Linked DNA regions of Homo sapiens: region 1 is linked to region 2. A link is an interaction called in ENCODE POLR2A ChIA-PET data of the cell type or tissue named here. Cell type or tissue: GM12878. All regions are shown on one strand. Each heading gives the region's core, and the rest is flanking DNA. Links, peaks and the distances in the headings are about the cores only. Region 1 overlaps TPD52L2 (TPD52 like 2). Region 2 overlaps ZGPAT (zinc finger CCCH-type and G-patch domain containing).

Region 1 (8,798 bases), core at 638-8,637, 160 kb before region 2:
ATTACTTCCCACAACTGTATGTGAGTCTACCATAACTAAATGACTAATAATAAACAAGTTGCTGTAACAGGTCACACCTTGCCAAGACCATCAAACAGTCCAGGTACAATTACCTTTATGGTCCCAACTCGGTCCTCAAACGACTTGAAGGTCGCAGAGTTCCTTTAAAGAGAGAGGGAAGAGTGTCGGTGTCAAGAGGAGAGGGTTGTGCTGCTCTCCTAACTCGGAAGGGCCTCAGGGTTAGGGCCAGCCTCCAAAGGGTCCCTAACAACATCCCAAGATCTCATGGCAAAACTGTGAGACAGCCAGGTCATTCCGGAGACTCCCCAGGTCAAAAGTGAGGTCGGCCATGCCCAACAACCACAGGGACAGGTCCAGACGTCACACAAGGCAACTGGAAACCCCTTGACTGTGCAGCTGGGGAGATGTCGGCCCCTCTCTGTCATACCCTACAGGGACATCCCGGGCTCTCGTACTGAGGTTATGAAAAGTCTGTGCAGTTGGGGGGCTGTCGGCCCCTCTCTGCTGTCCCCTACAGGGACACCCCGGGCTCTCGTACTGAGGTTATGAAAAGTCTGCGCAGTTGGGGGGCTGTCGGCCCCTCTCTGCTGTCCCCTACAGGGATACCCCGGGCTCTCGTACTGAGGTTATGAAAAGTCTGTGCAGTTGGGGGGCTGTCGGCCCCTCTCTGCTATCCCCTACAGGGACACCCTGGGCTCTCGTACTGAGGTTATGAAAAGTCTGCGCAGTTGGGGGGCTGTCGGCCCCTCTCTGCTGTCCCCTACAGGGATACCCCGGGCTCTCGTATTGAGGTTATGAAAAGTCTGTGCAGTTGGGGGGCTGTCGGCCCCTCTCTGCTATCCCCTACAGGGACACCCTGGGCTCTCGTACTGAGGTTATGAAAAGTCTGCGCAGTTGGGGGGCTGTCGGCCCCTCTCTGCTGTCCCCTACAGGGACACCCTGGGCTCTCGTACTGAAGTTATGAAAAGTCTGTGCAGTTCTTCATGCACATCTCTCAGAGAAGCAAACGGAAGACCAAGGACACTTCTGGGACAGCAGAGTGATAAGGAGACAAGAGGAGAAAGCAGGCCAGCTCCATCCCACTCAGTCCCTCCCACACAAACAGATACCCCTCCCAGGCCCGGGGACTCTAGAGGCCAGCACGTCTGCGACACCCAGCCAGAGTCCCCACAAGGAGAACAGGGCTCTCCTGAGAATCAGGGCGGTGCCTGACGGCGCAGGCACAGAATAGGGACCACAGTTCTGGGCTCTCCTGAGAATCAGGGCAGTGCCTCACGGCACAGGCACAGAATCCTGAGAATCAGGGTGGTGCCTGACAGGCACAGAATAAGGACCACAGCTCTGGGTGTTTCCGTGAAGGCTGAGACCGTGAAGTGTCCTGAGTGACAGCCCACCAGGGCAAGTGCCAGGATCTGTGTGCGAGCCCCTCGAACCCCACCCCACCCACTGCAGGCAGCCAGGGTCAGGACTTGGAAAGGACACGGCCCAGTTTGACACAAGGATCTCCTCTGGAGGCTGCAGGTGAAGAGCCTGACCCCCTACCAGCTCTTCCTCGTCAGCCTAGAGGGGGTTTTTACCGGCCCTTAGTCATCAGAGGTTGCCAAGGGAATGGAGTCCTCAATTAATCCAGGAATATGGGAAGGGCAAGGTGTAACCGGCGGGAGCTGCCCCAACCCCCACCAGAGACACCCGGCTCTGGAGCCGCAGCGAGCAGGCATACATTACCTCATGGCTGGCATACTTATTGAGTGGCGGATGGAGTAGCTGCTGCTTGGAAGCATGGCAGAAGCAGAGAAGGAAGCAAGAGTTAACACCAAGATCCACACACAACCCCAACTTGGCAGGGATGGGCAGAGCTGGGATTCCCCCACTCCCAGCAGTTGGAGCGAGCTGCCTGCCCCTCCACACAATGCCCCCGAAGGAAACTCGACCCCAGGGTCCTCCCTTGGCCTCATGGGGGGCACCCCAAGTTGCCCAGCGCATAGCACTGGGAGGGGGGAGAGCACTGCCATAGGAAGCTGTGAGGAGACCAGGCTTGGGCTTTTGAAAAGTATTTGGTACAAACAGCCTTCAGAAGTCAAGTAAGGACCTTTTGGCAAAAGAGAAACCACCAAGTCAAGTAAAAACACAAGAAATCACAGATTGTTCTGGGCCTGGCTCTAGACCTCCCGGTTCCAGCAGAAGGGCACGTGCTGGCGGCGCCCCGGCTTGGCCTAGAGGAGCTTGCTCTGGTCTGCAGGAGGGCCCTTTGGGAGGCACACCTATGGGCTCTCGGGTAGTAAACAAGACAAAACTCCATCTGAAGGAAAACAAGGAAACAGGACAGATGTTGAACAGGAAGGTGGTGAGAGTCGGCACAGCCCTCCCACGTGAAAAGGCTCCTTTGAGGGCCCGGCGCAGTGGCTCACGCCTGTAATCCCAGCACTTTGGGAGGCCAAGGCGGGTGGATCACGAGGTCAGGAGATCGAGACCATGCTGGCCAACATGGTGAAACCCCGTCTCTACTAAAAATACAAAAATTAGCCAGGCGTGGTGGCTCATGCCTGTAATCCCAGCTACTCAGGAGCCTGAGGCAGGAGAACCGCTTGAACCAGGGAGCTGGAGGTTGCAGTGAGCCGAGATCACACCACTGTGCTCCAGCCTGGTGATAGAGCGAGACTCCAACAAAAAAAAGAAAAAAAAGGCCGGGCGCGGTGGCTCACGCTTGTAATCCCAGCACTTTGGGAGGCCGAGGCGGGCGGATCACGAGGTCGGGAGATCGAGACCACGGTGAAACCCCGTCTCTACTAAAAATACAAAAAATTAGCCGGGCGTGGCGGCGGGCGCCTGTAGTCCCAGCTACTCGGAGAGGCTGAGGCAGGAGAATGGCGTGAACCCGGGAGGCGGAGCTTGCAGTGAGCCGAGATCGCGCCACGGCACTCCAACCTGGGCGACAGAGCAAGACTCCGTCTAAAAAAAAAAAAAAGCTCCTTTTCAGGAGTAAACTCAGGCCTGGACGCCAGGCCAGTTATTCACAGACCCGGCAGCAGGCGGTCTGTGAGCCTGAAGGGAAGCACGAGGAGGGGACACAGAAGGGCCGGGGGGTTCCGGGGGGCCTCTGCGTCGATCCCACGCTGCTGCTTTGTTCCCTGAGATGCAGCAACCACCTGGCTGGCACTGCTGTCCTGGAAGGGGTGATCCCACTTTCACTGCCCTCTACTAGCACAGCCGCCCAAGGGCCCTGCCGGAGTCCACCCTGCCCCAATTCAGAGAAAAGTCTTCCACAGGTGTGTCCAGGCTCAGCCTTACCTAAAGGAGTGTGAAAATGGATGAGCCCTGGAAGGTGGCAGCAGGAGAGAAGAGGAAACGAAGTGTAAGCAAGGGAGGCCAGCACCCACTCACAGCCCTCCTCGGGGAGCCCCAGGGGAGGCCCCCTGCTCGTGCTCAGTCAGGCCCAGCAGGGGAAGACCCTCCAGGACGGCTCCTCCAGTCCGCACACCACCGGGGACAGCAGCACTGTCTCCAGTCTCCTCAAGTCCTGACTCAACAGGAGGCTCTCGCAAGATCATGACTAGCAACTGCTCAGCCTCACGGCTGTGCCCAAGAGGCCCCTGGGTCCACGCCCTGTCCACGCCTTATGCCCCAAGGCACACCTGTTTGGAGAAGCCACAGCACCTGGAGCACAACCAGCCCCATCCAGCAGCGCAAAGGTGTGAAATGTGCCACAGCATGACAGCTGGGCTTGGCCAGCTCCACAGAACGAGAGCGGCCCGTGTTCCCCAAATCACGTCAGCTGAGGGAGCACACGCACCGTGGGAGGATGTGGGACACCCTTGGCGCCGAGCATTTCTGCTCTGCGCTCCATCCGTGCCCACAGACGCCAACCTGGAAACCTGTGTGTCCAAGGGCAGCTGCTGCCACTCACTGCAGCCAGGCCCACTCTGACATGGAGGGAGCCACTGAAGAACTGAGAAACACTCAACTCGCCCGAGGTCCTGAGAGGGCCGATGCCTCATCTGAGACCACGGAGTCAGACGGTGACCTGACCCTGCTGTAAACCCCCACTCTGACCTGAATCCAGTTCCCTTCCTCCCATCCCCATCACCCATGCCCCAGGGCACACCAAAGGCCTCACAGACCGGGGCTGCCCTGGGACAGGCCCATCATGGACACGGGCGTTGGGCAGCTGTCCAGAGGGGCTTCCGCCCAAGAGTTAGCAGGGGTCCGCCGGGGTTCATCCAGCCCTAAACTCATGACATAAACCTCCCAGAACCCAATTTTCACTTTCAGGAAGTAGTGAGCTCTCAACCTCAGTCTCTAACTCGAGGTGAATGGGCCCAGACCTCAGAAACCACCTGTGACTGCTTGGGGAGATGATGGGGATACACCAGGGGCTCCAGACGTCAGAGTTCCCACCACCACTACAAACATAAATGGAGGAGCAAGCAGGGCAAGACACACCAGCAAACAGGACCCTCCACGGGCACCGTGAACACGGCCAGCCAACTGGAGCGAGCTGGCTCGTCCCAGGTCAGCCTGAGGCCCCGCTCCCCCAGCTGGCCCCATGTACCAGGGCACACGTGCAAACACGTGGCACAGTGTGGCTGGGCACACTGACAGCTGTGCCAGCGTCACTGCAACAGGAACTCTGCTCACTGCCAGCCATGCCCTGAGGCTACACGACACGGGTCAGCTGCCAACCCCAGGACTGAGCAGAGAGCGAAAGCCTTTCTCCCCATCAGAGAAGGAGGAGCAGACAGAGAACCAGGACCGTGTCCCTGTGCTTCCAGAGAAAAACAGGCCATACAAACAAATGCCCAGATCAAAACCCTAGGACTGGCTTGTGCACGGCTATTCCAATCAGTGCCAAGGGCTCCACGTGCCCCTTGGATTTCCACCACAATGGTCTGAACAAACTCAAAAGGGAGTGTGGACACTAAGAGTGGGCAAACGCCTCCTGATGGCCGGCATAATTTAGGCACAACAAACACCTGTTACTTCCTGAAGATGCTCTGTGGTGAGACCAGCATTTTCGGGAAGAAAACAGCCCTGCGAGGCTGAGTTCAGCTGAAACTCAGGGGGTCCCTCCTGGGTCCAAAGCTCAGCAGTGGTAGGGAAGACCTGCATTTGTAGGGTGCCCCACAAGGACCCCCCCAAGTCACAGCTGCTGGGGAGTGTGGAGCCTTGGGCGTGTGAGGGTGCACAGAGGAAACACACACATTGCATACTGATGACTGCAGCTTCTCCAGAGGTTTAAAACTTCTCGAAATAGAAGTTGCAGGGATGGGAAGGTAGATTACCTCAAAAAAACAAAAATAAAAGTGGGCACAGCTCCTGGGCAGTGGCCATCCCCTCTGCTTGGCAGGGTGGGTCCCTGGGTGTGTGTGGCCGTCTGTGTCCTGGCCTGTGGCTTAGTGGTCAGGGGAAAGCACTGGCGCAGGACGACCCCCACCTGGCAACCACAGGCGGGGAGGCAGGACACACCTAACCTAAGGCAGGCAGGCAGGGAGGCAGGCAGGCAGGCAGGCAGGCAGCCCAGCAGGAGATGTACGTATCTCTGAATCCTGCAGGGGCCACAAGAGGGGAAGAGGGGAGGGCTGGGTGGGGTCAGCACTGTGCTCCACACACCGGTCCTTTAGGAAGCCTGCACCCATCTTTGCCAGGATTGGGTCAGAGCTACAGGGAGGCACTCCCTGAGATCCAAAAGCCAGAAGACCAGTTCTGAGAATGGGAAAGGGGTCAGGGCAGGGTGGGCAGCAGCACCCAGAAGTTGGGGCCAGGATGCTGTTGATGGTGACAACCTATATCATCCACTCCTACAACCCCTGTGAAAGAAGGCGTGCCTGAGGCCCAGCTGGGGTGCCCAGCCAGGAGGTAGCCCAGCCAAGCATCATACCCAGGCTTCTGGCTCAATCCCCTCATCACCATGCTGTAGTCAGGGAGCCTAGAACAGGGAAGGAAGAGCAAACATGCCAGCCACAAAGCGCCGGCCCCCTGCTCACTCCTTGGCCCCAGCCCTGCTTGCTGAGGGACCTCTGATGGCCAGGAGGCTTTCACCAGCCTCTGGGAGAGAAGGCTCATTCAGGGCCTCCTGGCGTCTGACTGCACTTTCTGAGACCTGGGAAACAGCCTGAGGAAGTACCACGCCGAGCCCCTGTCCTAGAGATGGTGGAGGACTGCCGTCCCACACTGACCTGACTCTGACCCCTGGGCTGGAGTCGCTGCCACTCAGTGAAGCTTCAAGGTGCAGACTCCTCCCTCACCAACCCCGAGCACCACAAGTTACCCAACAGCACTGGCAGCCAACCCTCCCTGAAGAACACAGCAACGGCAGAAAAGCAGCCAACGGGGATGGACGAACCTCCCAGGCAAGGGTCTGCACACAGACTGGTCGGGGCCATGATGGATGGCCACATCCCTGAGCCAGTGCATCTGAGCCCTGATCTCCAGGCAGGCTTCCTGTAGCACCTCCAACACCTCACCTCACTCCTGGCCAGGTCTCAGGGCAGCAGAGTCAGGGTTGCGTCTCACCTCATGTCTCCAAGCTTCCTGCTGATGGCAGAGCCCACTGTGGACAGGGCAGCTGAAGTCTTCTGTCCTGCCTGTGAAAGAGTTTCCTGAGTCTTCTTGTAGCTGGAAGACACACCAGTTAAATCAACCAGACAGCATGGGCGGGTCACCACCCACAGCCAAGCAAACAAAGCACTGGGAGCACGCCCGAGGAAAACTGAGGAAAGGAGCTGGGCCAAGGGGTGGACACTCGCCAGGTGTCTACAGAGGGGGTGCAGGCCCAGAGCCCCTCGGCCCCCAGAGGCCCCTGCGGCGAGGAGCCGCCTGTGCATTGCTCGCTCACTGAGCTCTCGGCGACCCTGCCGAGTCTCGGCCCCCCAGCCCTGCAATGACGCTGCTTTCTCATCTCACAACCCAATTTCACCCCCTTGCCTGATACCCACTAAGCTCGCTTTCCTGTCTTCTCACAGCCCCTCTGACTACAGAGAACACGCCCCATTTGCCTGCTAGAGCGGACGGGCCCCCTGAGGTGCACGCCTGGCAGGCAGTGCCAGAGCAGAAAGGCCTCTCAGTGCCCTGACCGGCCCATGCGTGCAAGTTTCCCTTTCCTCTTCCCAAATGAGACTGTGCTGAGGGGAGAAAATGCAAGCTCAACCACGTCTGTGGGGAACGAGCGTCACAGAGTGGCCATGCAGCCCGCAAGGTGCCCCTGCTCCAGACGGCGGGGCCCCGTGTGCCTTCAGAACATCGGACAGTTCCATTCCCAGGCCTCTTTTCACAGTGCAAGGGTCTGTCCTGGCCCCTAGTGAAGGCCCCGCTTCTATCCCCTCCAGCTCCCTCCAGTGTCCACCCACATGGGTACATCCCATCAAAGCAAAGCTCTAGGGCCTTGGCGTCTGCAGGACAGGCAAAGGGCAGCAGGCAGGATGCTGTGGCTGCAGGGATACTGTTGGGCCCACCATGACAGTCAACACCTGAAGTCGCTGGCCCTCATCCAGCTGCCACCATAAACACAAAACACAGCAGACTCTGACATAACAAAGTCCAAAATGCGAACCCACAGCCACCTTATCACGGCTCCTCCCTCAGTGAAGCCAGGGAACTCGAGGCTGAATGGAGATGGGCTCCCAGGACCATCTTGGCGTTACCAGTGCCAACCTGGAGAGCTGGCAAACCCAGCCAAGCCCTGAGTGGCATCTGGGATGACTGGCGCCAGAGAAGGCACAGGCTCCTCCTGCTCCCACTGGCGGCACCAGGTCCCAATGATGGGCCTTCCGGAGCCCTTACTCACAGGCCCTCCCACCACTCCCTGCAGAAGGCCCGTGTGAGCTGAGTGCTACTACTCTCCAGCCCCCAAACAGTTGACAAGAGTGTGTGACCCACCAAGTGTGCCCTGGCAGCGCATCCCAGCGCAGCTCTCTCATGCCCGCCCCCGGCCCAAGGCCTACCAGAGGATGCACTTTCTTTCTTTTTTTTTTTTTTGAGACAAAGTCTCGCTCTGTCACTCAGGCTGGGGGGCAGTGGTGCAATTTCAGCTCACTACAACCTCCGCCTCCGGGTTCAAGAGATTCTCCTGCCTCAGCGTCCCAAGTAGCTGGGATTACAGGCACCCACCACCACGCCCTGCTAAATTTGTCTTTTTAGTACAGATAGCGTTTCACCATGTTGGCCAGGCTGGTCTTGAACTCCTGACCTCAGGTGATCCACCCGCCTCGGCCTCCCGCAGTGCTGGGATGACAGGTGTGAGCCACTGCGCCCAGCCCGCTCGGATGACAGGTGTGAGCCACCGTGCTCAGCCCAGAGGATGCACTTTCCCATCCAGGCTCCGTGCAGCTGGAATCATGGCTGTTTTTAAATTTTTTCTTCTTTTATTAATAAAACACCAGTTATAAGTAACTAATGACCTGCTATATTTAGTTTCAAAAACACAAATTCTTTTTTTTTTTTTTTTGAGACAGAGTCTTGCTCTGTAGCCCAGGCTGGAGTGCAGCAGCACCATCTCGGCTCACTGCAAGCTCTGCCTCACGGGTGCACGCCATTCTCCTGCCTCAGCCTCCCGAGTAGCTGGGACTACAGGCGCCCGCCACCACATCCGGCTAATTTTTTTGTATTTTTGGTACAGACGGAGTTTCACCGTGTTAGCCAGGATGGTCTCGATCTCCTGACCTCGTGATCCGCCTGCCTCAGCCTCCAAAAGTGTTGGGATTACAGGTGTGAGCCACCGTGCCCAGCCCAAAAATACAAATTCTGAAGACATCTTTAACCTTGATTTTCCCTGAAATAACAAA
Region 2 (15,220 bases), core at 2,544-10,543:
ACTGTGCAGAGTCCACGGCGTCCGACCCCACCACTGCAAGAGATGGACAGAGGGCAGTGGCCCAGCCAGGCCAGAGGATTGTGCATGGTGACCCGGGCTTTGACCAATGAGCTCAGATCCTGGGCAGAGCCACGACACCCCACCTCTTGGGCTCCGTGCTCTCGTCACCGAGGCTGCTGTGGGCATGTGACACCAGGCAGAGTGCATGGCAGTCCCCACGGCCTGCTGCACCGTGGCCCCTCCTCCGCAGCCCTCTCCTGCCCCTGCCCTTCTCCACCTTCGCGAGGCTGTGAGCGCCTCACCTGCCCTCACAGAGTCCTTGGTTCAGTCCTCCTTCACCAGGGACATGGGGCTTCAGAAACCACCATCACTGATCCCTGGGTACACCTCCAACATGCAGACCCCTCCTGGACTCAGCCCGCCATGCTTGGGTCAGGTGACCTCCCACATATATACACACACACGCACACGCATACACACACCCCTCTGGAGAGCTGGACACTGCCCACCAGTTCCCATTCCCGAAACTTCCATGCTGGCTGTCTGGACACAACCTCTGTCTGCCAGGATCCCAGGCACCCAGGTCCCAAGTCTGAGAAGCCATGCAGAGGAGCTGCCCCTCCTGCACTCCAGGCCCCATCAGTTGGTCATTTTCTGTGACTTCCTCGGCAACTCCAGGCCCCTCCTCTCCCATGGCCACAGCCACGACCATGGCCTCCCATCAATGAGACTGTAGCTGTTGCACCCACACTCCTTGAAGATAAAGGCCGCCACGGATCTACCCCTACCCACACGGCCTCCTCAGGCACAGGTGGCACCCTCGCCGCAGTCACACACTCTCCAATAGTTTGGTTAGATGGTTGGTGCCCTCACCGGCCAGGAGCCTCTCAGGGTGACCCCACCTTCCTGGCTCCTGGGCTCCGCAGCTGCTGCCATACCTCTGGCATAGCTGGAGTCACCCGTACCGTCGCTGTCTGAGTCGGACTCTGTGGCCTCTGTGCGCAGTGGGGGCAGGATGCCGTCCCCCTCCACCACGGCCTCCCTCAGCAGCAGCGAGTCAAACTTGACTGTGTAGTAGCCGTTGTCCACATCTGGGGGCAGAGACAAGCTGCAGGTCAGAATCCTTGACAGCAGGTGCCACTGAAGGGAACCACCCTGGACATGAGGAGCAAGGCAGGGCAGAGGCTGAGGGTAGGTGTGCTCATTTCGGGCCCAGAGCCAGAGTCCCGACACTCAACCCAAAGGAAGCAGGGAGCAGCCACACAGTGACAACACACGTGGGGCCTGGGAGGGTGTTCCCGGGAGGCCCCCACGGCCAGCCTCACCGGTGATGCGTGCTGCGTGCCAGAGGCCATCCTGGTGCTTGGCCAGACACGCAGAGCCGGCCTGCAGGGAGCTCAGGTCTGGGTCCTGGAAGGGGCGCAGCTCATCCAGAGAGACCACCTGCCCATGGGAGAACCTGCAGACAGAGCCGTAAGGGGCAGGGCTCAGACATGGGCCACCAGGGGCAAACCAACCCAGGAGCACTGACCCATCCGCCTGGGCACTGTCCTGAGGGAGACAGACACACACGCGTGCGTATACATACACACTCTCACACACTCACGCACACACATACACACGCACACATACACACACACATGCACACACTCACGCACACATACACACATGCACATATACACACGCACATACAGATACACATGCACACATACACTCACACATACACATATATACACACTTGTGCATATACATGCAGGCATATACACACACATGCATATACACACGTACACATACACGCATACGCACACGCGCATATACACATGTACACACACATGCACTCACACAGGCACACACAAGTACACATACACACGCATAAACATGCACTCACATGCATACACACACGCATATACATACGTACACAGGCATACACACACATATACAGACATACACATATACACATACACAAGTACACATGTATACACATGCATACACACATGCACACAGGCATATACACATGTACACACACATTAACACATGTACTCACACGTCATACACATACACAGAGACCCTGACACGCGTATAAACATGCACTCACACATGAACTCATGCAAATACAGATGCAGTCATACATGGATATACGCACACGCCATCTCACCCACACGCGCGCACACGTGCCCTCACCCACACACATACGCCCTCACCCACACACATGCGCACACAAGCACCCTTACCTACACACATGCGCACACATCTCTCACCCACACACACGCACACACAGGCCCTCACCCACACACATGCGCGCACACACACCCTGACACATGCACACACACACCTCACCCACACACGTGCACACACATGCCCCCTCACCCACACACATGCACACACACACGCCCTCACCCACACACATGCGACCTCTCATCCACACACACGTGCACGCACACATGCACCCGCACCCAAACATGCACACACAGATGCACCCGCACCCACACATGCACACACATATGCAGTCACCCACACGCGCACACACATGCACCCTCACGTGTAGACTGTCACGTGCACTCACTCATATATGCATATACACATACATGCACACACATGGCATGCATATACACACATGCATATACACACTCACACTTGCATACACACGTAGTCTCTTGGTATCCATGGGAAACCCCCTGTGCAAACCAAAATCCAAGGATGCTCAAGTCCCTTATATATAATGACATAGTGTTTGCATATAACCTACGCACATCTTCCCACGTACTTTAAATCATCCCTAGATTACTTGCAGTACCTAATACGATGTAAATGCTATGTAAATAGTTGTTATACAGTGTACAGACGCAGCCATCCTTTTCTTCCCCAATTATTTTCAACTCGAGATTGGTTGAAATGATGGATATGGAACCTGCAGATACCAAGGGCCAACTGTACACTTTACACACGTATGCACACACAATCTCACACACACAAAGGGCCAACTGTACTTTACACACATATGCACACACAATCACACACAGGGCCAACTGTACACTTTACACACATATGCACAATCACACACACACCAAGGGCCAACTGTACACTTTACACATGTATGCACATGCACACATACACACACCAAGGGCCAACTGTACACTTTACACACGTATGCACACAATCACACACACACCAAGGGCCAATTGTACACTTTACACACGTATGCACATGCACACATACACACCAAGGACCAACTGTACACTTTACACACGTATGCACATGCACACATACACACACACCAAGGGCCAACTGTACACTTTACACACGTATGCACATACACAATCTCACACACACAAGGGCCAACTGTACACTTTACACATGTATGCACATGCACACACACACACAGTCTCACACACATCACACACACAGACACCCGCATTCTCTCTCGGGATGGACTTGGCTGCTCCAGAATATGCCCCGTGTGTCCCATCGCCTCTGCTGGAGTCACAGTGTGGCAGCAGCCTTCTGACAGCAGCTCCCACAGCCTCACTACTGCACAGGCCACAGCACCAGTGCATCAAGGCAGATGTGCTGGGGGTGTGTATGTGCATGACTGAGTCCTCCCCCAAACTAGGAGAACCTGCTTATGAAATAGTGATGCCTTGACTTTTAGGCATCAGTGAACCAGTAAAATTAAAACCAAAACCGAGACACACACACACACACACACAGAGAGAGAGAGAGAGAGAGAGAGAGAGAGAGAGAGAGAGAGAGAGAGAATGAAGAGGAAATGTGGGGACAGACAGAACTGCAATCTTCAACTTTGCCAAATAAAGACATGAAAAACCAACCGCCATCCACTGCTGCCATGCCATCGTTTCAAAAAGGAAGTTCTTTCAACCCCACAAAAGCAACTGAGGGGCCAGGTGCAGCGGCTCACGCCTGTAATCCCAGCACTTTGGGAGGCCGAGACGGGTGGATCACGAGGTCAGGAGTTCGAGACTAGCTTGGCCAACATGGAGAAACCCGTCTCTACTAAAAATACAAAAATTAGCCGGGTGTGGTGGCGCGTGCCTATAGTCCCACCTACTCGGGAGGCTGAGGCACAAGAATCGCTTGAACCCGGGAGGCGGAGGTTGCAGTGAGCAGAGATTGTGTCACTGCACTCCAGCCTGGAAGACAGAGTGAGACTGTCTCAAAAAAACAAAAAAGGAGCAACTGAGGACAGGCCTTCAGCCCGTGACATGGAGCCAAGGCTGTCTTTCCAGTAGGAACGGGTGGGTGGAGCAGAGTGAGGTGGAACAGGGATTTTGTCTCATGCGTAGACAAAGGTGGCCTCGTACACCTCCCCAGGCCAGGATTTTGGGCGGTTCCTTCTAGTGCCTACTGTTCTTAGGCACACAGGGCCCTGCCAATGACCGGGGGCGCCAGGGGCTACAGGACTGTGCCTCAAATGCACTGCAGCAGAGACTGGCTGAAAGGAGACTGAGAACATGTTCAAAAAGAGAGGGTTAAACCCAGAGTGAATTCGATTAAATACGCCCCTTCAGCACACCCACACCATCATTAGTAAAACCTCTTCTAGAATATTTGACAATATTAAAAGCCTTGAAATTTGTAAACTCTTTAACCCAGAAAGTGCTTCTATTATTTTGTGTGTGTGTGTGTGTGTGTGTGTGTGCGCAGTAGAGTCTTGCTCTCTTGCCCAGGCTGAAGTGCATGGTAGGATCACAGCTCACTGCAACCTTGACCTCCTGGGCTCAAGCAATCCTCTTGCCTCAGCCTCCCAAGTGGCTGGGACTATGGGAGTGTGCCACCATGCCAGCTAATTTTTGAATCTTTTTGTTGAGCCAAGGTCTTGTCATGTTGGCCAGGCTGGTCTTGAACTCCTGGGCTCATGTAATCCTTCCGCCTCAGTGACATGATTTTTAAGGAGAATGTATGTAAAGATTTGGCCACAAAGATATTAACCAAATATGAAAAACTTGGAAATAACCTAAATTTCTAACCATGGAGAGAAGTTAATGGCATATCCATGAAGTTAACTGAAAACCAAGAGAACAGGCAAATCGATCAATGGAGCAAAAGAGAGCCTCCAGGAAGAGCCCCCCCTCACACAGAAAGCCTCGTGTGGCAGAGGAAGCATCACAGATGGGGTGCAAGGAGAAAGACGATGGATTTCACAAGAGAAAATTAAAAACTGGGTTTTCATACATAAAAGATCCCAACCCAATCACCTACCTCACAGCATTGACAGAAATACATTCCAGAATTAGTAAAGACTTAACCCTGAAAACAAACAACATCTAAAACTAAAAGAAGCTTCTGAGTTCCAGCCACACTCAAGTAGAGAGGTCGTTGAATCGAATATGGGCCGGGAGCGGTGGCTCACGCCTGTAATCCCAGCACTTTGGGAGGCTGAGGTAGGCGGATCACTTGAGGTCAGGAGTTTGAGACCAGCCTGGCCAACGTGGTGAAACCCCACCTCTACCAAAAATTTAAAAATGAGCCGGTGTGATGGCGTGCGCCTATAATTATGCTACTCGGGAGGCCGAGGCAGGAGAATCGCTTGAACCCAAAAGGCAGAGGTTGCAGTGAGCCAAGATCGCACCACTGCACTTCAGCCTGGGTGACGAAGTGAGACTCCATCTCAAAAAAAAAAAAAAAGAAAAAAAGAAAAAATAATCTAAAACTAGACAAAATTATCAAAACTCACTGATTTAGAACTTTTCAGAGTTCTGGAAACTGACCAAAGCTGAGAACTCACTGAGAAGAGATTCTTCTTGAAAAATGTTGGGCCTTGGGCCAGAATACTGGGAAGTCTACAGCCTTTGCACCTGGGGCTGCCCCTGGCTCCTACTCCTGAGTCAGCAAATCTGAGTGATTTACCAGGTCAAGGCTGGCTGCAAAAACCAGCAGCAGCAGAGGTGGATGTGGGACAGAAGGGAAAACCCAGGCCTCGTAGTTAAAAGTGGTGACTCGATAAACACTTACAAAGAAAACTGACAGCCCTGATCATTTGGGGCTGTGATCCCAGCTGGAGTGAGCACTGGGCCAGCCAGATACTTAACAGGAAGACTCTGAAAATGAGAGCCACAGAAGGGCTCAGCTCTCCCAGGAAGGGCCTGGCTCTTGAGGAAACCACTGCAGGTGTTGGGAGCTCCAAGAGAGGCCAGGGTGAAGTGAAAGCAAAGAGAGAGGGGCTGGCTGAACTCACAACGTGCTCTGAAACCACATGGTGTGGTGGGGAGCCTTTTGGGTTAGGAGTGTTTGAGCACACCCTCTTGCCCAAATCCCTGGCTGACCACTACCATATGCAAACACAGAAGCAACTGCTAGGAAGCCAGACTAAAAAATAGAATTTAAGGCCGTGCGTGGTGGCTCACACCTGTAATCCGAGCACTTTGAGAGGCCGAGGTGGGCGGATCACAAGGTCAGGAGATCGAGACCATCCTGGCTAACACGGTTAAACCTCATCTCCACTAAAAAAACAAAAAATTAGCCAGGCATGGTGGCACACATCTGTAATCCCAGCTACTTGGGAGGCTGAGGCAGGAGAATTGCTTGAACTCAGGAGGTGGAGGTTGCAGTGAGCTGAGATGGCACCACTGGCACTCCAGCCTAGGCAATACAGCAAGACTCCATCTCAAAAAAAAAAAAAAAAGAATTTAAAAATCTGAGCAGAGATATCAGAGGCTGCAGGGGTGGGTGGGCAAGTTTTGCAGTTTAAGTCCAAACAACTTAACTAAAACAAACAGAACACAAGACTCAGGAAAACAACTCAGAATCCAGACATAGATCATCTGAAATGTCCAGTATTCAACAAAAAAAATTATAAGACAGGTAAACAGGAAACCATGATCCATATTTAGGAAAAAAAGCAGTTGATATAATCTGACTCTGAGTGGGCCCAGATGTTGAGTTTAGCAAAGACTTCAAAGCAGCTACTATAAGTATGTTCAAATAATTAAATGAAAATATGATGGCAATGATTCAGGAAATAGAGAATCCTTTTTTTTTTTTTTTTTTTTTGAGACCGAGTCCCACTCTCTCACCCAGGCTGGAGTGCAGTGGCATGATCTCAGCTCAATGCACCTCCACCTCCCAAGTTCAAGCAATTCTCAGGCCTCAGTCTCTGGAGTAGCTGGGACTACAGGTGTGAGCTACTACGCCCAGCTAACTTTTATATTTTTAGTAGAGATGGGGTTTCACCATGTGCCTCACCTGAGGTCAAACGTTCAAAACCAGCCTGACCAATATTGAGAAACCCCGTCTCTACTAAAAATACAAAAATTAGCCAGGCGTGGTGTCATGAGCCTGTACTCCCTGCTACTTGGGAGGCTAAAACAGGAGAACTGCTTGAACCCAGAAGGCAGAGGGTTGCAGTGAGCCGAGATGGCACCACTGCACTCCAGCCTGGGCAACAGAGGCAGACTCTGTCTAAAAAAAAAAAGAAAAAAAGAAAAAAAAAAATCAAATGGAAATTCCAGAGTTAAAAAGGACAATCACTGAAAGGACATTTTTAGTGAATGTAGTGGGGAGGGCAGGATGAACAGGTAAAGTACAGAGAATGAGGTTGTGAAGCTTCTCTGTCTGATACCACAATAGTAGATGCCTGTCATTATACATGTGTCAAAGTCCATAGAATGTACACCACCAAGAGTTAGCCCTAATGTAAACTATGGACCTTGGGTGACAATGATGGGTCTGTGTAGGTTTATGGATTGTAATAAACGTACCAGTCTGGTGAGGGAGCATGATGGTGTTGTGGGGAGGGGCTGTTGCATGTGTGGGGGTCTGGAGTATATGTGAAATCTCTGTATCCTCCACCCAATTTTGTTGTGAACCTAAAACTACTCTAAAAACTAAAGCCATGGTCAGGAGCAGTGGCTCATGCCTGTAATCCCTGGACTTTGGGAGGCCGAGGTGGGCAGATCACCTGAAGTCAGGAGTTCAAGACCAGCCTGGCCAACATGGTGAAATCCTGTCTCTACTAAAACTACAAAAATTATTTAGCCAGGTGTGGTGGAGGGTGCCTGCAGTCCCAGCTACTGGGGAGGCTGAGGCATAAGAATCGCTTGAGCCTGGGAGGCGGAGGTTGCAGTGAGCCGAGATTGCACCATTGCACTTCAGCCTGGGCGACAGAGCAAGACTCCATCTCAAAAACAAACAAACAAACAAACAAAAAGCCTATTAAAAAAAAATTCAAGGCCGGGCTCATGCCTGTAATCCCAGCACTTTGAGAGGCCTAGGCGGGCGGATCACCTGAGGTCAGGGGTTTAAGACCAGCCTGGCCAACATGGTGAAACCCTGTCTCTACTAAAAATACAAAAAAATTAGCTGGGCGTGGTGGCGGGCGCCTATCATCTCAGCTACTTGGGAGGGTGAGGCAGGAGAATCACTTGAACCTGAGAGGTGGAGGTTGCAGTGAGCCAAGATCGCGCCATTGCACTCCAGCCTGGGCGACACAGTGAGACTCCGACTCAAAAAAAAAAAATTAATTAGATGTACTCAACGGCAGATTTGAGATGGCAGAAGAAAAAAATTCATTAAAAATTATCCTGGCCGGGTGCAGTGGCTCACGACTGTAATCCTAGTACTTTGGGAGGCTGAGGCAGGTGGTTCACCTGAGGTCCGGAGTTCAACACCAGCCTTGCCAACATGGTGAAACCTCGTCTCTACTATAAATACAAAAATTAGCTGGGCATGGTGGTGGCACACTCCGGTAGTCCCAACTACTCAGGAGGCTGAGGCAGGAGAATTGCTTGAACCTCGAAGGTGGTGGAGGTTGCAGTGAGCCGAAATCGCGCCACTGCACTCCAGCCTCAGCAACAAAAGCAAAACTCCGTCTCAAAAAATTAAAAAATAAATAAATAAATAAATAAATAATCCAGTTTGAGGAATAAGGAGAAAAAAGGTTGGAAAAAAAAAAAAAAAGCTTTAGAGAACGCACACCAACATACATGCAGTGGTACTCCCAAAAGGAGATGAGAGAGGGGCAGGAAAAAAATTTGTTGAAATGATGAGTAAAAACTCTCCAAATTTGGTAAAACAAAACAAAACATTAATCTATGAATCTAAGAGGCTTACTGAAGCCCAAATACGATGCACACCAAGAGATCCACACCTAGATACATCACAAACTACTAAAGGCCAAAGACAAAGAGAAAATCTTGAAAACATCAAGAGAAAAAAAGATAATTCTTCAAGTACAAAGGGACAATTTGACAGATGACTTCTCATCAGAAACAATGGAACCCAGAAGGTAGCATGATGACACTTTTAAACACTGAAAAGAATGATCAATTAATAATTCTATAGCCAGCTAAACTATCCTTCAAAAAATGAAGCTGAAATAAAGACATTCCCAAATAAACACTGAATTGGTTGCTAGCAAGCCTGTCCTACAAGAAATTCTAGCCGGGCGCGGTGGCTCACGCCTGTAATCCCAGCACTTTGGGAGGCCAAGGCGGGCGGATCACGAGGTCAGGAGATCAAGACCATCCTGGCTAACACGGTGAAACCCCATCTCTCCTAAAAATACAAAAAATTAGGTGGGCGTGGTGGCAGGCGCCTGTAATCCCAGCTACTCGGGAGGCTGAGGCAGGAGAATGGCGTGAACCCGGGAGGCGGAGCTCGCAGTGAGCCGAGATCGTGCCACTGCACTCCAGCCTGGGAAACAAGAGCGAGACCCCATCTCAAAAAAAAAAAAAAAAAGAAATTCTAAATGGGCTGGGCGTGGTGGCTCATGGTAATCCCAGCATTTTGGGAGGCCAGGACAGGCAGATCATGAGGTCATGAATTCGAGACCAGCCTGGCCAACATAGTGAAACCCTGTCTCTACTAAAAATACCAAAAAAATTGGCTGGGGGTGGTGGCAGGTGCCTGCAGTCTCAGCTACTTGGGAGGCTGAGGCAGGAAAATCACTCTAACCAGGGAGGCAGAGGTTGCAGTGATCTGAGACTGCACCATTGCACTCCAGCCTGGGCAACACAGTGAGACTTTGTCTCAAAAAAAAAAAAAAAAAATTCTAAATGAAGTTCTTCAGACTAAAAGGAAATGACACTAGACAGTAACTCAAATTCACAGGAAAGAAAAAGGGGCAAAAAAAAGAAAGGTAAAATATGGATGATACAAAAAAACAAGTATACTTTTTTTCTCTTTGAATTTCTTTCTTTTTTAAATAGAGATGGAGTCTCGCTATGTTGCCCAGGCTGGTGTTGAACTCCTGGCCTCAAGTGATCCTCCTGCCTTGGCCTCCCAAGGCTTTGGGATTACAGGCATGAACCACAGTGTCCAGATCTTAATTTCTTTTCTTTTCTTTTTTTTTTTTTTTTTAGGCAGAGTCTCGCTCTGTCATCTAGGCTGTAATGCAGTGGTGCGATCTTGCTCACTGCAACCTCCGCTTCCCAGGTTCAAGCGATTCTCTTGCCTCAGCCTCCCGAGTAGCTGGGATTACAGACACCCACCACCACACCCGGCTACTTTTTGTATTTTTAGTAGAGACGGGGTTTCACCATGTTGGCCAGGCTGGTCTTAAACTCCTGACCTCCGGTGATCCACTCACCTCAGCCTCCCAAAGTGCTGGGATTAGAGATAAAAGCCACCATTCCTAGTCCCTTTACTTCTGAGATAAGATCTGCACCCAGGCTGGAGTGCAGTGGCACAATCTCAGCTCACTGCAGCCTTGACTTCCCAGGCTCAAGTGATCCTCCCACCTTAGCTGGGATCCTCCCCCAAATAGCTGGGACTACAGGCGCGTGCCACCATGCCAGACTAATTTTTTGTAATTTTGGTGGAGATGGGTTTCGTCATGTTGCCCAGGCTGGTCTCCAACTCCCTGGCTCAGGCGATCTGCCCACCTCAGCCCCCAAAAGTGCTGGAGTTAAAGGCATAAGCCACTGCCTCCAGGCAACTTCTTTCAAAATACTTTTGAAGCAATAATTATAACGCTGAAGAGCTGAAGTTATAACATACATAAATGTATATATGGCAATAATACATGAAGGAGAAGAGGGGATGGAGCTATGTCAGAGGAGAAGGGAGGATGGAGCTATGTCAGAGGACAAGGGAGGATGGAACTATGTCAGAGGAGAAGGGAGGATGGAGCTATGTCAGAGGAGAAGGGAGGATGGAGCTATGTCAGAGGAGAAGGGAGGATGGAGCTATGTCAGAGGAGAAGGGAGGATGGAGCTATGTCAGAGGAGAAGGGAGGATGGAGCTATGTCAGAGGAGAAGGGAGGATGGAGCTATGCCAGAGGAGAAGGGAGGATGGAGCTGTGTCATAGGAGAAGGGAGGATGGAGCTGTGTCATAGGAGAAGGGAGGATGGAGCTGTGTCATAGGAGAAGGGAGGATGGAGCTGTGTCATAGGAGAAGGGAGGATGGAGCTGTGTCATAGGAGAAGGGAGGATGGAGCTATGCCAGAGGAGAAGGGAGGATGGAGCTGTGTCAGAGGAGAAGGGAGGATGGAGCTATGACACAGGAGAAGGGAGGATGGAGCTATGTCAGAGGAGAAGGGAGGATGGAGCTGTGTCATAGGAGAAGGGAGGATGGAGCTATGTCAGAGGAGAAGGGAGGATGGAGCTGTGTCATAGGAGAAGGGAGGATGGAGCTATGCCAGAGGAGAAGGGAGGACGTCATAGGAGGAGGGAGGATGGAACTATGTCAGAGGAAAAGGGAGGTTGGGACTGTGCTATAGGAAAATGGAGGGGGAACTATGTCATAGTACAACGGAAGTAGATCTATGTTATAGACACGTTGCCATACTTAGGCTCAGTGCAGTCGCTCACACCTGTAATCCCAGCACTTTGGGAGGCCAAGATGGGCGGATCACCTGAGGTCAGCAGTTCGAGACCAGCCTGACCAACATGGTGAAACCTCATCTCTACTAAAAATACAAAATTAGCCGGGTGTGGTGGGGGTGCCTGTAGTCCCAGCTACTCAGGAGGCTGAGGCAGGAGAATGGCGTGAACCTGGGAGGCGGAGGTTGCAGTGAGCCGAGATCACACCATTGCACTCCAGCCTGGGTGACAGAGTGAAACTCCATAAAAAAAAAAATGCTGTACTTTAAGTGTTAAGTTAGTAATAATCTGAAGTACATTGTGGTAAGTTAAAGATGTACATTGTCATCTCTAGAGCAACCACTAAGAAAATAACTTAAAACAGCATAGCTAAAAATTCAGCAACAGAGCTGGATATCACCAAAATGATGGAGTTGGCAGCTCCAAAGATCCGTCTCTCCAGCAAAGCAACTATTCTGCTGTCAAAACTGTCACAATAAACTTTTTTCTATTCAGCTGTCAAAACTGTCACAATAAACTTTTTTCTATTAAACTGTCAAAACCTCCCAATAAACTTTTCTGTAACTCTGGTGTCTACGAACCAGATGACTGCTCAATGAAGTAAGACCCTGCTAAATTTCAGGAGGACAGCTGGGCTATTTCTGCTCAGCCACTACTACCAGCTCACATGTAGCCATGGGGAAGGCAACCTGTATTTCTGATGTGGCTTGCTGGTGTCAGAAGGGATGATACAGACCTTTTCTCAAGGAATCCTGCTTATGCATTTGGATCTTTCTAGTGTCTCCCTGAAGGGCTTGCCTTTGTTTCACCCCCTCGAACTCTCTCAGGGCTGGGGCAGCCTCCAGGGTCGTGCTGTTGATGGCATTTTTTTTTTTTTTTTTTCCCCGAGATGGAGTCTCACTCTGTCGCCCAGGCTGGAGTGCAATGGCACGATCTCAGCTCACTGCAACCTCCGCCTCCCAGGCTCAAGCAATTCTCCTGCTTCAGCCTCCCGAGTAGCTGAGATTACAGGCACCCACCACGCCCAGCTAATTTTTGTATTTTTACTAGAGACGGGGCTTCACCATGTTGGCCAGGCTGGTCTCGAACTCCTGACCTCAAGCAATTCACCCGCCTCGGCCTCCCAAAGTGCTGGGATAACAGGTATGAGCCACCGCGCCTGGCCTGAAGGCATTTACAGGTAGATACTACCTGAAGTTGTGGGGGAGGGACAACAACAGATGGGCAAAGAGCTGACAGAAAAGCCTAGGAAGGAAGAGGCTGGGAAAAGAGCTACATGAAGGTCTAAGGGCTTTGGAAAGCTCCTGTTCATGCTTGGAAATCCAGAAGGCCATGCACACAGCTGGGGCTAGACAGGGGCTCAGAAACACCTGAGGAGGCCCTCAACTTTCACCTCTGGTTCATCCTTAGGCTCCATGGGAGCAAGAAGTAAAGGCTGAGGAAAAGCCGTGAACAGCCTGGCGGACACTGAAGGACTTGCCCCAGTACAGAGGCAACCTGGAAAGGATGGAAGACACTCTTTATCCTTTTTTTTTTTTTTTTTATTTGAGACAGAGTCTCGCTCTGTTGCCCAGGCTGGAGTGCAATGGCGCAATCTCAGCTCACTGCAACCTCCGCCCCCTGGGTTGAAGCGATTCTCCTGCCTCAGTCTTCCCAGTAGCTGGGACTACAGGCAGGTGCCACCATGCCCGGTTAATTTTTGTATTTTTAGTAGAGACAGGGTTTCACCATACTGGCCAGGCTGATCTTAAACTCCTGACCTCAAGTGATCCACCCGCCTCCACTTCCCAAAGTCCTAGCATTACAGGCGTGAGCCACTGCGCCCGGCCTCTTTATCCTTTTTGCCACTAGATATTTAAAGAAATCTCTTTCAAAGCACAAGCTAACCACTAACCTAAAAGAACAGAAACAAGCACCCCTGACAGAATATAATCTTTATTTAAAAAGGTCAGGAAAGTAACTAAACAAACGAGAAACGACAATCCACAACAAACAGCAACAATGAACCCTGCAGAGGGCGGAGGATCTGATTTTCAAAGTAACCACATTATCATCTTCAAATTGTGCAGGTTTCAACAAAAAATTACAAGGCATGCAAAGAAACAAGAAAGTGTGGCCCATTCACCGGAAATAAAGAAATTAACAGGCCGGGTGCGGTGGCTCACACCTGTAATCTCAACACCTTGGGAGGCCAAGGTGGGATGACTGCTTGAGCCCAGGAGTTCAAGACCAGTCAGAGAAATGTAGCAAGACCCTGTGTCTAAAACAGTAACAACACAACCAGCCAGGCATGGTGGCACATGCTTGTAGTTCTAGCTACTCAGGAGACTAAGGTGGGAGACTCACTTAAGCCTGGACGGTTAAGGCTGCAGTGTGCCAGGGTTGTGCCACTGCACTACAGCCTGGGTGAGAGAGGGAGACTTTGTCTCAAAAAATAAAAAATAGGCTGGGCGCGGTGGCTCACACCTGTAATTCCAGCACTTTGGGAGGCCGAGGCAGGAGGATCATGAGGTCACGAGATCGAGACCATCCTGGCTAACACGGCAAAACCATGTCTCTACTGAAAATACAAAAAATTAGCCAGGAGTGGTGGCACGCACCTATAGTCCCAGCTACTCAGGAGGCTGAAGCAGGAGAATCGCTTGAACCCAGGAGGCAGAGGTTGCAGTGAGCCAAGATCAAGCCATTGCACTCCAGCCTAGGCTATAGAGTGAGACTCCATCTAAAAAAAAAAGAAAATTAAAAAAAATTTTTTAAAAATAAAGAAATTAATAGAAACTGTTCCTGAGGAAGCCTAGACATTTGAATGACTAGACAAAAACTTTCAATCAATTACCTTAAATACACTAAAAAAAGAGGCTGGGCACAGTGGCTCACATCTGTAATCCCAGCATTTTGGGAGGCTGAGGCGGACAGATCACCTGAGGTTAGTAGTTTAAGACCAGTCTGGCCAATGTGGTGAAACCCAGTTTCTACTAAAAATACCAAAAATTAGGTGGGTGTGGTGGCACATGCCTATAATCCCAGCTACTTGGGAGGCTGAGGCAGGAGAATCACTTGAACCCAGGAGGCGGAGGTTGTAGTGAGCCAAGATTGTGACATTGCCTGCCAGCCTGGGTGACAAGAGTGAAACCCCGCTTCAAAAAAAAAAAAAATTAATAACTAAATAAAAAGAAATTTAAAAATAAAGGAAACCATGGATAATGAACTAAAGGAAAACAAAAGAACCATGTCTAACCAAATAGAGAATACTAGTAAAGTGATAATTACTACAGAAAGAAACCAAATAGAAACTTTGGAGCTAAAAAGTACAGTAACTGTAGTGAAAATTTCACCAGAAGTTTCAACAGCAGATTTGAGAAGGAAGAAGAAAGAAACAGTGAACTTGAGGACAGGTCAGCTGAATTTATCCAAAATGAGGAGCAGAAAGAAAAAAAGAAC

Evidence for each region. ChIA-PET counts read pairs that join two places held together with the same protein. Peaks named below come from ENCODE experiments on the same cell type or tissue, not always from the same donor. Only the 100,000 strongest peaks of a DNase experiment are listed, where the experiment ranks them.
Region 1: POLR2A ChIA-PET joins it to region 2 with 5 read pairs; 5 of 35 experiments call an interaction of 5 or more read pairs at or near these places.

What each region holds. Positions count from the first base shown.
Region 1 is chr20:63,880,554-63,889,351 of GRCh38, reverse strand. It overlaps TPD52L2 (TPD52 like 2), which reads right to left. Exons shown (of 7, transcript NM_003288.4): 5 at 6,532-6,633; 6 at 114-162. Among named protein-coding and RNA genes, the nearest start is that of DNAJC5, 10 kb to the left of the region's middle. RefSeq lists a silencer at 2,950-3,120 and enhancers at 7,542-7,711, 8,253-8,422. In GM12878, for the core only: no CTCF peak of the experiment used is centred there; no DNase peak of the experiment used is centred there.
Region 2 is chr20:63,719,458-63,734,677 of GRCh38, reverse strand. It overlaps ZGPAT (zinc finger CCCH-type and G-patch domain containing), which reads right to left. Exons shown (of 7, transcript NM_181485.3): 3 at 1,326-1,459; 4 at 939-1,091. Among named protein-coding and RNA genes, the nearest start is that of LIME1, 9.6 kb to the left of the region's middle. RefSeq lists enhancers at 1,786-2,328, 2,329-2,872, 5,570-6,069, 5,905-6,224. In GM12878, for the core only: no CTCF peak of the experiment used is centred there; DNase peaks (open chromatin) are centred at 3,727, 6,187 and 7,177; H3K4me3 peaks cover 1,707 bases; H3K27ac peaks cover 5,359 bases.